Linked DNA regions of Homo sapiens: all the other regions are linked to region 2. Evidence: chromatin contacts called from ENCODE Hi-C or POLR2A ChIA-PET data. All regions are on one chromosome and are shown on one strand. The core of a region is the stretch at or near the end of the contact, and the rest is flanking DNA. Distances in the headings are between cores, read along the strand shown. Region 1 overlaps ZDHHC14 (zDHHC palmitoyltransferase 14). Region 2 holds the start of TMEM242 (transmembrane protein 242). Region 3 overlaps ZDHHC14 (zDHHC palmitoyltransferase 14).

What was found. Hi-C counts contacts between places; a loop is a spot of excess contacts on that map. ChIA-PET counts read pairs that join two places held with the same protein, here RNA polymerase II (POLR2A). Pooled maps may share reads with other maps.
Region 1: a map of dorsolateral prefrontal cortex shows a loop between it and region 2 (2.6-fold over the local background). The contact joins the enhancer-like site here to the promoter of TMEM242 in region 2. A Hi-C loop is called at or near these places in 9 of 168 maps with a recorded cell type or tissue (B cell, Caco-2, GM12878 and 5 more), 35 of 37 single-sample maps with no recorded cell type and 16 of 50 pooled maps. POLR2A ChIA-PET finds 5 or more read pairs at or near these places in 10 of 52 experiments (B cell, GM12878, HEK293 and 6 more).
Region 3: a map of endothelial cell of umbilical vein shows a loop between it and region 2 (4-fold over the local background). The contact joins the enhancer-like site here to the promoter of TMEM242 in region 2. A Hi-C loop is called at or near these places in 3 of 168 maps with a recorded cell type or tissue (K562, OCI-LY7 and endothelial cell of umbilical vein), 4 of 37 single-sample maps with no recorded cell type and 14 of 50 pooled maps. POLR2A ChIA-PET finds 5 or more read pairs at or near these places in 4 of 52 experiments (HepG2, K562, activated T-cell and 1 more).

The regions. Positions count from the first base shown.
Region 1 is chr6:157,454,454-157,458,436 of GRCh38, forward strand. The region is part of intron 1 of ZDHHC14 (zDHHC palmitoyltransferase 14); the gene reads left to right. Among named protein-coding and RNA genes, the nearest start is that of MIR3692, 73 kb to the right of the region's middle. RefSeq lists an enhancer at 648-1,539. Within about 2 kb of position 1,481, at least 2 of the 41 ENCODE cell types and tissues checked have a DNase peak (open chromatin) inside an H3K27ac peak, as active enhancers do; they include dorsolateral prefrontal cortex, where a contact is called at or near this core.
Region 2 is chr6:157,322,232-157,325,995 of GRCh38, forward strand. TMEM242 (transmembrane protein 242) reads right to left here and starts at 1,288. Exons shown (of 4, transcript NM_018452.6): 1 at 1,181-1,288; 2 at 474-574. The coding sequence starts at 1,268. TMEM242-DT (TMEM242 divergent transcript) reads left to right here and starts at 1,403. Exons shown (of 1, transcript NR_187268.1): 1 at 1,403-2,246. RefSeq lists enhancers at 1,051-1,390, 1,571-2,000.
Region 3 is chr6:157,513,794-157,517,617 of GRCh38, forward strand. All of the region lies in intron 1 of ZDHHC14 (zDHHC palmitoyltransferase 14), which reads left to right. Among named protein-coding and RNA genes, the nearest start is that of MIR3692, 13 kb to the right of the region's middle. RefSeq lists an enhancer at 3,540-3,824. Within about 2 kb of position 1,383, at least 4 of the 41 ENCODE cell types and tissues checked have a DNase peak (open chromatin) inside an H3K27ac peak, as active enhancers do; they include endothelial cell of umbilical vein, where a contact is called at or near this core.

The sequences.
Region 1 (3,983 bases), core at 231-2,730, 130 kb after region 2:
AACATAACATTACTGATTTTAAAATGCTTTTAATGCAGCTTCTTCTTTTTTTTTTTTTTTTTTGCCACGAGTCTCACCCTGTTTCCCAGGCTAGAGTTCAGTGGTGGTGTGATCCTAGCTCACTGCAGCCTTGAACTCCTTGGCTCAAGTGATTCTCCCACCGCCTCAGCCTCCCCAAGTGCTGGGATTACAAGCGTGAGCCATGGGACCTGGCCTTAATGCATCTTTAAACATGAACTGACACAATTTAAAGAGCAAATAGATATAAATGCTCTAATTTTTCTTTTAGCACATAAAAAGCATCTGAAAATTTTGATAGTTTCTGCCATGTTAATGGAGTTATTTAATAGAAGCCACAGGCCAAGCAGTTATTTTCTTTTGTTAATGCTGTATTTGATGCTGACATGGTGTTAAATATTCCTAAGCCCCAGCAGAAGCACAATATTGATTTCAGTTGGACCAGAAAGCATCCTTTTGTGAGTGCCTCTGACAGTCCTGTGAACAATGCTGTTGGTTACTCTGGGCTGAAAACAGGCCTCAGTTTCAGTGTCACCATTTTAACACTCTCATTTATCGCAAACTGACGGGCCCATCCATTCTAGCTGCACATCTGTGGCCTGATGTTTCCTGGGAGGCGCAGCCAGGCCACTTTGAAAGGCAGCAAAAAGCTTTTAGGAGTGAACTGAGCAGGGCAGTCACTGCAGTATCATTGCCTCCCGAAGTTCTTGAAGCATTTCCCAGTCTGCATGGGCAGGAGGACCCAGGGTTTGTGATGAGCACCTGCTGCAGAAAGACTCGGTCTTCCTGAAGATGTGAGGCAGCAGAAGTGCTCTAGAGATGCCTTCACAAGGGCAGAGTGATCAGTCACCATGCCTTAGAGGCAAAGCACTCAGGAACTGAGAAAAGACAAAAGCAGGGGAGGAAAGCGTTCTGGCCTGGAAGGGTGACGCTGGCATGGGGGTTCCTGTTGAGTGCCTTTCCTCATTGTCCTTCCTACCCTGAATGAAGCAGGTGAACCACATGGGAAATCTGTCCAGACTTTTGGCAGACAGTGAGTTTTCTCCAGGTCTTTCTTAAGTCTGGAGGCCCTGATGCCGCCGGCCTTTGTGCTTGCGTTTGTGTTGTTTTCTAGATCCTGGAGTTACAGTGAGCTGGGGGTCCTGTTGAGGGGCTGGTTAGAGCCTTGCAGCTTCCCACCTGGCACACCCCTCGCTCCTCCGGCAGGAACCGGGCCATTTCGGGGACATTGTAATTTTCTTCATGAGGAACAGAATGTGATCTTTCTTACAGTCAACTGGGGATACAAGCGGCTCTTGTTAGAAGGAAAACGACTGTAGAACACAGCATTTTCTCTCAGATAAAGCAGTTAGTTTTAGAAAGGAAATTAGAGAGAGAAAGTAACACGTTGGCCCATTGTGTGTCTGAGCGGCGCTCTGCCTGCAGCTATCTCCGTGTCAATGGCATCCTTTGATAGTCGCAGTGGACCGGGTCACACCCCTTTAATCTGACTTGTGGGGGAAAGAAGAGAATTATCCTTAGGCCTCAGAGAAAGAACAGAGGAAATGGGAGTTTTGCTTTTTCGGCGAGGATTTAGGTTTCATCGGAGTTCATTTATGTTTGCAGATTGCGCCCTCCGTTATGAAAACACATCCTTTCCTTCTACTCCCGGAGGAGGCCTGCTGCGGGAGGGAAGCTCTTCCTGACCTCTGCCTCCCCGAGGAGGCTGCCACGGCGCGTGGCCCTAGATTCTGACAGAGGTACTGGGCTTGGGTTTGAGCAAAAGCAAAGACAGTTCCAGTGATGTGTCCTGTTAGCCCTTCGATTTTAGCATTTTCGGTTGATTGGCCTGAAAACAGGTGCTGCTCAGGCAGCTCGTGATCCACTTGGCCCTCTCCTCGTTCATCCTGGGGCTGCCAAAGCAATGGGTAGAGAATCAAGGCCTGGCCTAGAGTCCAGGCTCTCCCTAGTCATAAGTGTGGGATGTTGCCTCCCCCATGGAGCCAGGGTTTTTGCAAAGTGGGAAGGACAGTAGCTACCTAAAACGGCACTCAGCGCTGTTAGGGACCTGACGTGACATTATTTATTCGAGAACACCCTTAAAACTGTCAAGAATTGAGTAAGACAAAGCACCACCATGTTTCTCCCTGGCAGTACGAGCTGCTTCAGAGAGCAGGTGTGGGCAGAGAGAGGAAGTGAGCCTTATCAGCCTGATCTTTCAGTCAGGTTTTTACATTTTTTTAAAAAGAAGTTTGGAAATTTACCAAGGGAGGAGGAGATTGAAGAAGAATTTTACAATTATTTGGAGAATTCAGTGAACCGTTCTGTTTCTGTCCACCTCTTTTTGAAATTACTGAGAAGTAACGTTTTCATTAGTAATCGCATTACATGTGCTGGTACAAAGACTGAGTTGTGGGCCGGGCGTGGTGGCTCATGCCTGTAATCCCAGCCCCTTCGGAAGGCCAAGGCGGGTGGATCACCTGATGTCAGGAGTTCGAGAGCAGCCTGGCCAACATGGTGAAACTCTGTCTCTACTAAAAATACAATAATAAATAAATAAATAAATAAATAAATATTAGCCAGGTGTGGTGCATGCGCCTATAGTTCCAGCTACTTGGGAGGCTGAGGCAGGAGAATCGCTTGAACTCGGGAGGTGGAGATTGCAGTGAGCCGAGATTGCACCATTGCACTCCAGCCTGGGTGACAAGAGTGAAACTCCATCTAAAAAAAAAAAAAAAAAAAGACCGAGTTGGGATGGGCACTTTTTTGGCGCCAGAGTGGGCCACAGACTGAGATTCTGTGGTTGAGGTGTTTATCAGGGCTTCCAGCGTGGGCTCTGGGAACTTCATTTGTTTGGCCACAGCAAATAGAAATGGAGCCCAGGAGTGGGAATGCTAGCTGGTATTGTAAAATCTGTTTTGTGATCATTTGGGAATGCCATTCCCTGGAACTGGAGTATGAAACTGGAAATTTGCTCTAAGAATTCTGGAGAACTATCCTATCATGTTTTAAAACGGACAATAAAGCCTGTACTGTTCTTACTTTCTGCCTTTGTCAGCAAGTAGGAGTACACAAAAATGAAGTAAAGATGTTACAATATTCACTGGAATATTTATCAATCATTTAAGTATTATACCACTGCTTTTTTCATAATCCTGAAATGATGGAAATGTGATTTTACTGTGAACTATTAGTCAGTGATATTCATGTCCAAAATTATGCCTGGGACCAAATTGCCCTTGGCATCGGGGGTCTCTTTGGGGTCTGACATGTAGATCCTGTATAGATTCTGTGTTCCTGGTTTTACTGTTTCTGAGTGGGTCTCATCCACTGGCCACTGCCTGGCCTCTACCACTTGCGCCCTCAACCAAATGCAGCATTGAGAGACGGTCCCCTGACCACTGAGCCTCAACTGCCATGCTGAGGTTTTACAGCTGGGGGGCTGGGTTGTGTCTGCCCCAGGGCCAAGGAGGAGCAAATTTGGACAAATTAAAAACCAATGCCAAGATAACCAACTCATAAAAGGCTCGTGAGCATATCTGCTTAGACTGGCTTTGCAGGAAAGATAAATAAATAGCAGACTACCTGCCCCCCACTTTCCATCCCATACTCTCAGGCGGATATGCCTCCTCTTTCTGCACTCGGTATGTGTAGAATCTGGTTATTGACATTTATTTATGTTTATGCCTAGAGGAGTGTTTTTGCGGAAGCAGGGTAGGTAGAAGAAGGGAGGATTATTCGGGGTAATTTTATGTGATTGCTAACAAACATCTTTTTCCTCTTCATAGTTCCCATGGTGATTTTTTTCATTCGGTGTAGCATTGATCTTGTGGGCTTTAATTAGACCCTAATAGTCCCCAAGAGCAGAGAGTGTTGCAGTTCGTTAGTATCTGTTTTTATTTAATGTTTGTGGATGGGCGGACAACATGAAATGGTAGAAAATCTATTCTGTTGGTATCTGTTACATTGCTTGATATAATCACAGG
Region 2 (3,764 bases), core at 38-2,537:
GTGATTCTCCTGCCTCAGCCTCCCGAGTAGCTAGGACTACAGGAGTGCCACACCACACCTGGCTCATTTTTGTATTTTTAGTAGAGATGGGTTTTCGCCATGTTGGCCAGGCTGGTCTCAAACTCCTGACCTCAGGTGATCTGCCCCTCTCGGCTTCCCAAAGTGCTGGGATTACAGGCATGAACCACGATGCCTGGCCCAAATTTAGATTCAAAGTCATGTTGTGAATAGGAAATGTACCAGATAAGCTTTCAAAGTCTTGTTCCGCTAAAATTTAAGAAAGCACATAAGTACATCCTTCTAAATGAAAATAAAGACTTGGTTAATTTGTACATTTCTAGAATCCATGAGCGTATATAAATTCACATCTTAAAGCAATGTGAAAGACCATCAATATTTTATTTTTTCTACGCAAAAGCTGCCATATATTGTAAACAATAACAATGCTATGAATGGATTTCAGTGTCACCAACCTTATTGAACCATTCAGGGCTTTTCTTTTTAGCCAATGATAATGTTGTAATAAATCCAGCTAGCATTCCCGCTGCAGCAACGGTACCAAGGAAAATTCCACCTGCCAAGAGTTTCGGGGAGGAGGGGGGATATTAAAAAAAATTAAATAAAAAGAGGTTAAAAAGATGTACAAAAGTAAGTTTAAGATACTATTCGAGTTACAATCAAAATCACTTTTGAAATTCAAGAAACCATGGCTAAGCAGCTCTTGCTAACAGTAAATGACAGCGGCTGAGAAACACGCGTGACCGCACGACCTCTGGTTCCTTGGGTCATTCCGAATTATTATTCCCGAGCGCAGAGAAAAGGTTCAGCTTCCCTTCCCCTCTCCCCTGGGACCACAGCGTGAAGTTTCTCACGGGGAGGAGAAGAGACGATGGCAATCAGAAAAGGCAAGGCTCTAGAACAATTGCAGAGGTGACGGGGAAATATGGCACGCCCGGGAGAATAGCTCGCGGGATCTGCCCCCCGCCCCGCCCAAGGGGAGACTCCACCCAGTAAGCGACCTACCCTCCCTGGGCCGCCAGACTCCGCGGGCTAAACTCAGGGGCAAGCACAAGCTAAGGGCTCTCAGAGCGGGATGTGTGTGGGAATGCCCGCTCCAGAGCAAGCCAGGGTCCGGGGTTAACTCACCCCGACGCCCGCACCTCACCACAGCACATCTTACCTTTAACCAGGAAAAGCCGGTCATTCGTGGACCCCGGAGCCTCCAGCCCAGAGGCCGGCTGCCCAGTTGCAGCGCCCGCTGTCTCCATGTTTAGGTCGCCTCTAGTGCGTCCGTCCCCAACTGGGCCCGGGTGGAAGCGAGAACCAGGCGGAGGAGAAAGGTTCCGCTACCGCCTCCTCCTGTGCAATCTGAAGAAGGGTCCGGAGTGCGGCCGCTGTCCCCAAACCCTCCTCCCGCGCCGGGGCCGGGAAGACGTGCTGTGCCCAGCCCCAGGGGCGATGCCCTCCAAGGCCGTCTCTTAGGGAGGATCTTTTGATTTCTCCAAGGAGATCATTGCTGGACTTAAGTGATTACTTTGGCTGTTTGAAAGAACGCTCAGCCCCGACTGTAGGAGGCAGTGAGGGTCGCAGATTGCGCCAAGATTCCAGGCCCCGCCTGTGAGACCCTGGAGCTCATTTTCCTGATCAAGCTTACATTGTGTCCAACGATTTGGCCAGCGCTAACACTCCACGATTCTAAAACGCAAGCCTAGGTCTTCTGTCTGTACTTTTCTAGGTAACTTCCCAACAGTGTTGAGGAATAAGTGACAGGCTTTCTCCCTGGAGGAGAGCCAGCCACCCGGTTCTGCGGTGACGGGTACCTCCGCCGCGGTGTGAGTGCTCGGCCTCCGTCGGGAAGTGGAACACTCACAGGATGACCGAATGAAAGTACCACCCCCGAAAGGAGAGCGACGCCCGCTGGAAGCGCTTGCAGAGCTGCCGGCAACGTTGACCGCTAGCAAGCTTGGTCTTCCGCTGGGAGGCTGGTTTGCCCATTCTGTAAATGGCCGTGGAGAGGAGGAGGCTAGTGGTGATAGAAAATCTTTTCAGCCTCTCAGAGAACAATGACATCTTGTAAAATAAGGCGGTCTCTCTGCTATTTGTCCTGCCCCCCATCACCGGAGGGCATGAGTTTCCTGAGGATGGAGATGGGACTCTATGTTCAGTTTATATCCCCCAGCTTTCAGATATTAACTGGTTACCAACATCAAATGCATGTTGGATGAATGAGTAAATGAATGCATCCATTTTTGCGTCAGTGAAGTGCAGTTAATAGCTCAAACCTGGGCTCGGGTCCTAAACCGCTTCTCAGGTGTGTGAACTTGGGGTAACTTAGCCCCTCTATAGCTCAGTTTCCTCACCTGTAAAATTTAAAAACTGGTAGTAGGCCAGGCGCGGTGGTTCACGCCTGTAATCCCAGCACTTTGGGAGGCTGAGGCAGGTGGAGATCAGAAGTTCGAGATCAGCCTGGCCAACATGGTGAAACCCCGTTTCTACTAAAAATACAAAAATTAGCGGAGTCTAATGATGCGGGACTGTAATCCCAGCTACTCGGGAGGCTGAGGCAGGAGAATGGCTTGAACCTGGGAGGGAGAGGTTGCAGTGAGCCGAGATCGAGCCGTTGCACTCCAGCCTGGATGACAAGAGTGAAACTCTGCCATCCACCCCATCCCGCCCCCCCCACACACAAAAACTGATAGTACCTAACTCATAGGATTACTGTGAGAATTAAATGAAGCAACATCTATAAAGAAGTTAGCACAGTGCCTGGCACATATAAATATTCAATACATGTTAGCTCTAACTATTACCACCTTTGATTCCAGTAGCTATTTTGCAGCATTGCCTATGGGGATTTTTAAAAATGATGGATTATCAAGGTCTATCTACCACGGGAGATTAGAGCTCTGAAGGCCCGCGGGTGGCAGGGCAGAATGTAAAAGCTCCGTGGGGTTTCTGATGATAAAAAACTACTGCTCTGTTCAAATTTTTGTGTGGATGAGATCACACAGAATGTATGTGACCTTTGGATTTCCTGGAAACACGTCAGTATCTGAAAGGGCTTTTAAGCTGGTAAATGCTGTGCTAATTTGTTGAAGGACCTATCCTTTTTCCTTCCCCTCATACATAACAGTAACCATAGCTGCTAACATGTATTGAGTGCTTTCTATATATCTGACATTGCACTAAGTGCTTCAAGTACATTATCTCATTTATTCCTCTCCATAAACTCAGAAAGACTAACTTGCTCAAGCTCACACAGCTGTTAAGTGGCAGAGACAGGGCTTAAAAGCAGGTCCTTCCTTATCCACTGTGCCAGTCGTCCTCAAGTGTGAACTTGAATATTGGAATCACCTGGAAGGCTTATTGCACTCAGCTTGCTGGGCCCCATTCCCAGAGTCTGTGACTCAGTGGGGGCTGAGAACGTGTATGTCTAAGTTCCCAGGTGATGCTGTTGCCACGGATTCCACTTCGAGAACATCTTCTGTGTGCCTTCCTCTTATGGATTACACCTCTTAAAATCCACACCATACACTTTAGCACTTGGAAATCTGTTTTCCCAAGACTGCTTAGGGAGAAAAAGTGCAGATTCCTCCACTCTCTTCTTTGCTGTCCCCTTAGAAAACGACAGAAACATTTTAAGGATTAAGCTGGGCACAGTGGCTCAAACCTGTAATCCTAGTGCTTTGGGAGGTCGAGGCAGGCAGATCACTTGAGGTCAGGAGTTTGAGACCAGCCTGGCTAACATGGCGAAACCCCATCTC
Region 3 (3,824 bases), core at 133-2,632, 190 kb after region 2:
CAGAGATCAGAAGCCAGGCCTTCCGGACTCTGAAGATGAGGCTCCTTACCCAGCCATCATGAAACCTGAAAGGAACTTAGAAATCAGCTGTTTCCAGTCCCTCATTTTATGGATGAGCAAACCTTGGCTCAGCGAACAGTGAATTGCTCAGGGTCCCCTTGTCAGTGGCCTTCAGACCCTGGTCCCAGGCTCTTCCCACTGTGACACGCCATCCACATCCTTTCTCTCGGAGGCTGGCTGGTCCCTCCTGCCAGTCTTCCTGAATGAGTTTGCTTCACCAGATTTGGCTCTGTCTCTAGAAACAAAATGAGTTGAGTTTCATTAGCAAGCATGAAAAATGTAGGTTCAGAGATTAAAAGAAAAACAGTTGGGATATACCATATTGAAGGCACGTGGGTATAAATGGGTTCCAGGGCTCTCAATTTTTTGGGGGGACAAGGCAGAGTTACGTGTAAACAACCGACAAGCCAGCTCACGGCCATGCGGCCCACACTGTACCGTCACTCCCCTCTCAGGATCCATCTACTCTTCAGGAACATTGAATTTTCTTTCTTTCTATGCCCATGGTCACTTTCACCTGTGCTCACACACAGTCGGCTGTGCAAAGAGCAAAACTTGGATGTCCCCAGGTGGCTGCCAGGGTTGGGATGGAAGGTTCTGCTCTAGAAGCCAATAAAACAAAAATATCTGCCTATTAGATTGCAGTGATTAAATACTCTGATATCGCCAAGAAGTTGGATTGGAAGAAGTCCCTGGAATCCCCAATCTAGTACTTCAGTTTCTATGTTTATTGCTAGGCAGTGAATATTGAGTTTCATGGCAAATGTCATATAACTGTAACAGGCCCCTGAGGCAAGAGATGGACCCCTTATTCCGGTTGTTGTTTGAGCCCTGCAGCCTCTTGACTGCTGGAAAGCTTCACTGGCCTTGACCTTGGAAGGCTGACCCAGCCTCTCTTCCCCGCTGGGCGGTGGGGAGTGGGTGATGTCCAAGCCACCGATGGTATAGGCACAAAAACCAAGCCAACAAGGAACCCATTCCAGGAGTATGGGGGTGCTTGGGGCCTGGGTCTCAGGGGAGATCTGCTTTGGTGGAGTCTCCAAAGTATAACATCTGGTTCTCGACTTGGCAGGTCCGGAGACTCAGTGTTATCGCAGCTCTTTCAGAAGTGTTTGCATCGGGGCCTTACAGGTGCCTGAGATATCAAAAGGATGCTATGTATTTAGTGAGAACATTTTGTAAAGGCCAGAATATTCCTTTCCAGTTTTCCAGCATGTCCTGGGCTGGGGAAGTTGAATCTGTGGCTAGAAGGTTGCTTGGTGAGTGGGGCCTGAGCACTCACGGGGAGAGAGATGACCCTGAATGACACCTCATGCCAGCCACGGCGAGTACTAATGAGTCATCCCACAGTTGAGCATATCGCTGGTGACCAGAAGGTTCCTGCCTTCCTGTTACAGCATCTCTGCCAGACAGTGAGGAATGAACACTGCAAAATTTTCCCTCTCCGAATCTTTTCCATGGTCTTTCCAGCAGAGCACAGTGTAACTGATTGCATTCCAGCTCACGTGATTCTAGTCGCATCTTAGGCCTTCTTTTCTGGGCTGATGCGAAATCACACACAACGAACTGGGCGCACCCTTCATTTCTCTTTCTTTTTCTTTTTCTTTTTTTTTTTTTTTTTTTTTGGAGACGGAGTCTTGCTCTGTCGCCCAGGCTGGAATGCAGTGGCGCGCTATCTCCGCTCACTGCAAGCTCCGCCTCCCGAGTTCACGCCATTCTCCTGCCTCAGCTTCCGGAGTAGCTGGGATTACAGGCTCCCGCCACCACGCCCGGCTAATTTTTTCGTGTTTTTTAGTAGAGACGGGGTTTCACCGTGTTAGCCTGGATGGTCTCGATCTCCTGACCTCGTGATCCGCCCACCTCGGCCTCCCAAAGTGCTGGGATTACAGACGTGAGCCACCGCGCCCGGCCCACCCTTCATTTCTTTAGCCACAGATTCTCACACCATCTCTTGCACTCACCCCCACAGCTGTCTCTTAACACCAACTAACTGCATCTAGATAGTTTTTTAAGTAAACATTTGTATAGATGTGTAGTATTCATTCAGGAAAATGTACAAATTGTGAAGGTACAGCTCGATACATTTTTCCAAAGTTATCAGACTAACGTAGCAAGCAGGCAAGGCGTGAAATAGAACACTACCAGGACCCAAGTCCCCTGTGTGCCCTCCTTTCAGCCACCACTACCTCCAGAGTAACCGCTACCCTGCCCTCTAGCATCCTAGGTTTCATTTTGCCTGCTTATAAACTCGATAGTAAAATTCACACTATATTCTCTTTGCTCAACATATTTGCAAGCTATGTCTATGTTGTTTCATGCAGCAAATAGTATGTTTATTTCATTGCTGTATCATCCTCCATGATATTAATATGTAACTTATTACTACATTCTAACGTTGATACTTGAGTTGTTTCAGTTTGAGGCTTGTGTAATAGCGATGCTGTGAACATCCGTATATAGCATTGTGATAAATCAACCGTGTTTTTAATTTATCTAACTTTACTCTCCTAAGGTAATTTTATCTCAGAATTCTGGGAGTACCTTATTGTCATTCCCGTGAACAGGTTGCGGGTCCCTGAGTGCCTGGCCCGTGCTCTGTGTGTCTGCCATGATGTCATTTGTGGACCTGGCCAGTCTTTCCCTGTCAGAGTGTAAATCTATGAAAGTGTCTCCTGCACGTAGTTGAGTGAATTATTCGTTGAATGAATGTCTTCATGAGGGACTGGAGCCTGAAATATTGGGTTGAAATGGAAAACAAAAGTTAGAGTTGCTTATTTCTGTTTCACCATTGCAGTATCCCAAGATGCTACAGTAATTGTGCAAGGAAGCACAAATCCAAGGAGAAAGAAGGTCAAGTCTGCGCTGCAATAAAGCAAGAGACTTGAAGGGCTAGGAAATGGCAACCTTCTGTGGGCCTTCCTGCAGGGTGTCAGTCACCGGACATACTGCAACGCATTAAGTTAATAAGTGCCAAAAACCACACCAGGTGCAACTGTCATCTTCCAGATGAAACCTGTTCCCATGGTATCTGTCTCCTCTGTATCACATAGACACCAAAACATGGTGGTGCCTTGGGAGGGCACAGATTTTTTTATTGTTTTCATTTCAGAAAGCTCTAGCAACATGGCAAGAGGGAGGGTGGAAGTCCCCAGTGCTGAGTTCTGAGTGGAGCATAAAGGGGCTGTTTTTATACCGTGGTTGTACCCGGGAAGCAGACATCTCCGAGCACTTTCAGTGCCACGGAAGGGAAGTTGAGGCCAAGCGAGGGCCTCATTCCTCTCCTTGGAATCTTTGTTGCGTTGAATACCTTCACTGACTCCCCCTCCTCAGGAATTTGTGAGGACCAACAGTTCTCCTAAAGCAGGGGACTATTTTCCTAGTGGGAGTGGCTGCTTCCCAGGGATGGGAGTGGTGGGTGTGATGGGGACACAGTACCCCCACTAAAAGACTTCTGCTCTATAGTATCTCTTTTTTTTTTTGAGACAGAGTTTCGCTCTGTCAGCCAGGCTGGAGTGCAGTGGCGCAGTCTCAACTATAACCTCCGCCTCCCGGGTTCAAGCGATTCTCCTGCCTCAGCCTCCCGAGTAGCTGGGATTACAGGTGCTGCTATCACACCTGGCTTAATTTTGTATTTTTAGTAGAGATGGGGTTTTAATCATCTTGGCCAGGTTGATCTCGAACTCCTGACCTCAAGTGATCCATTCGCCTTGGCCTCCCAAAGTGCTGGGATTACAGGCTTGAGCCACCGCGCCTGGCCTTAAAGT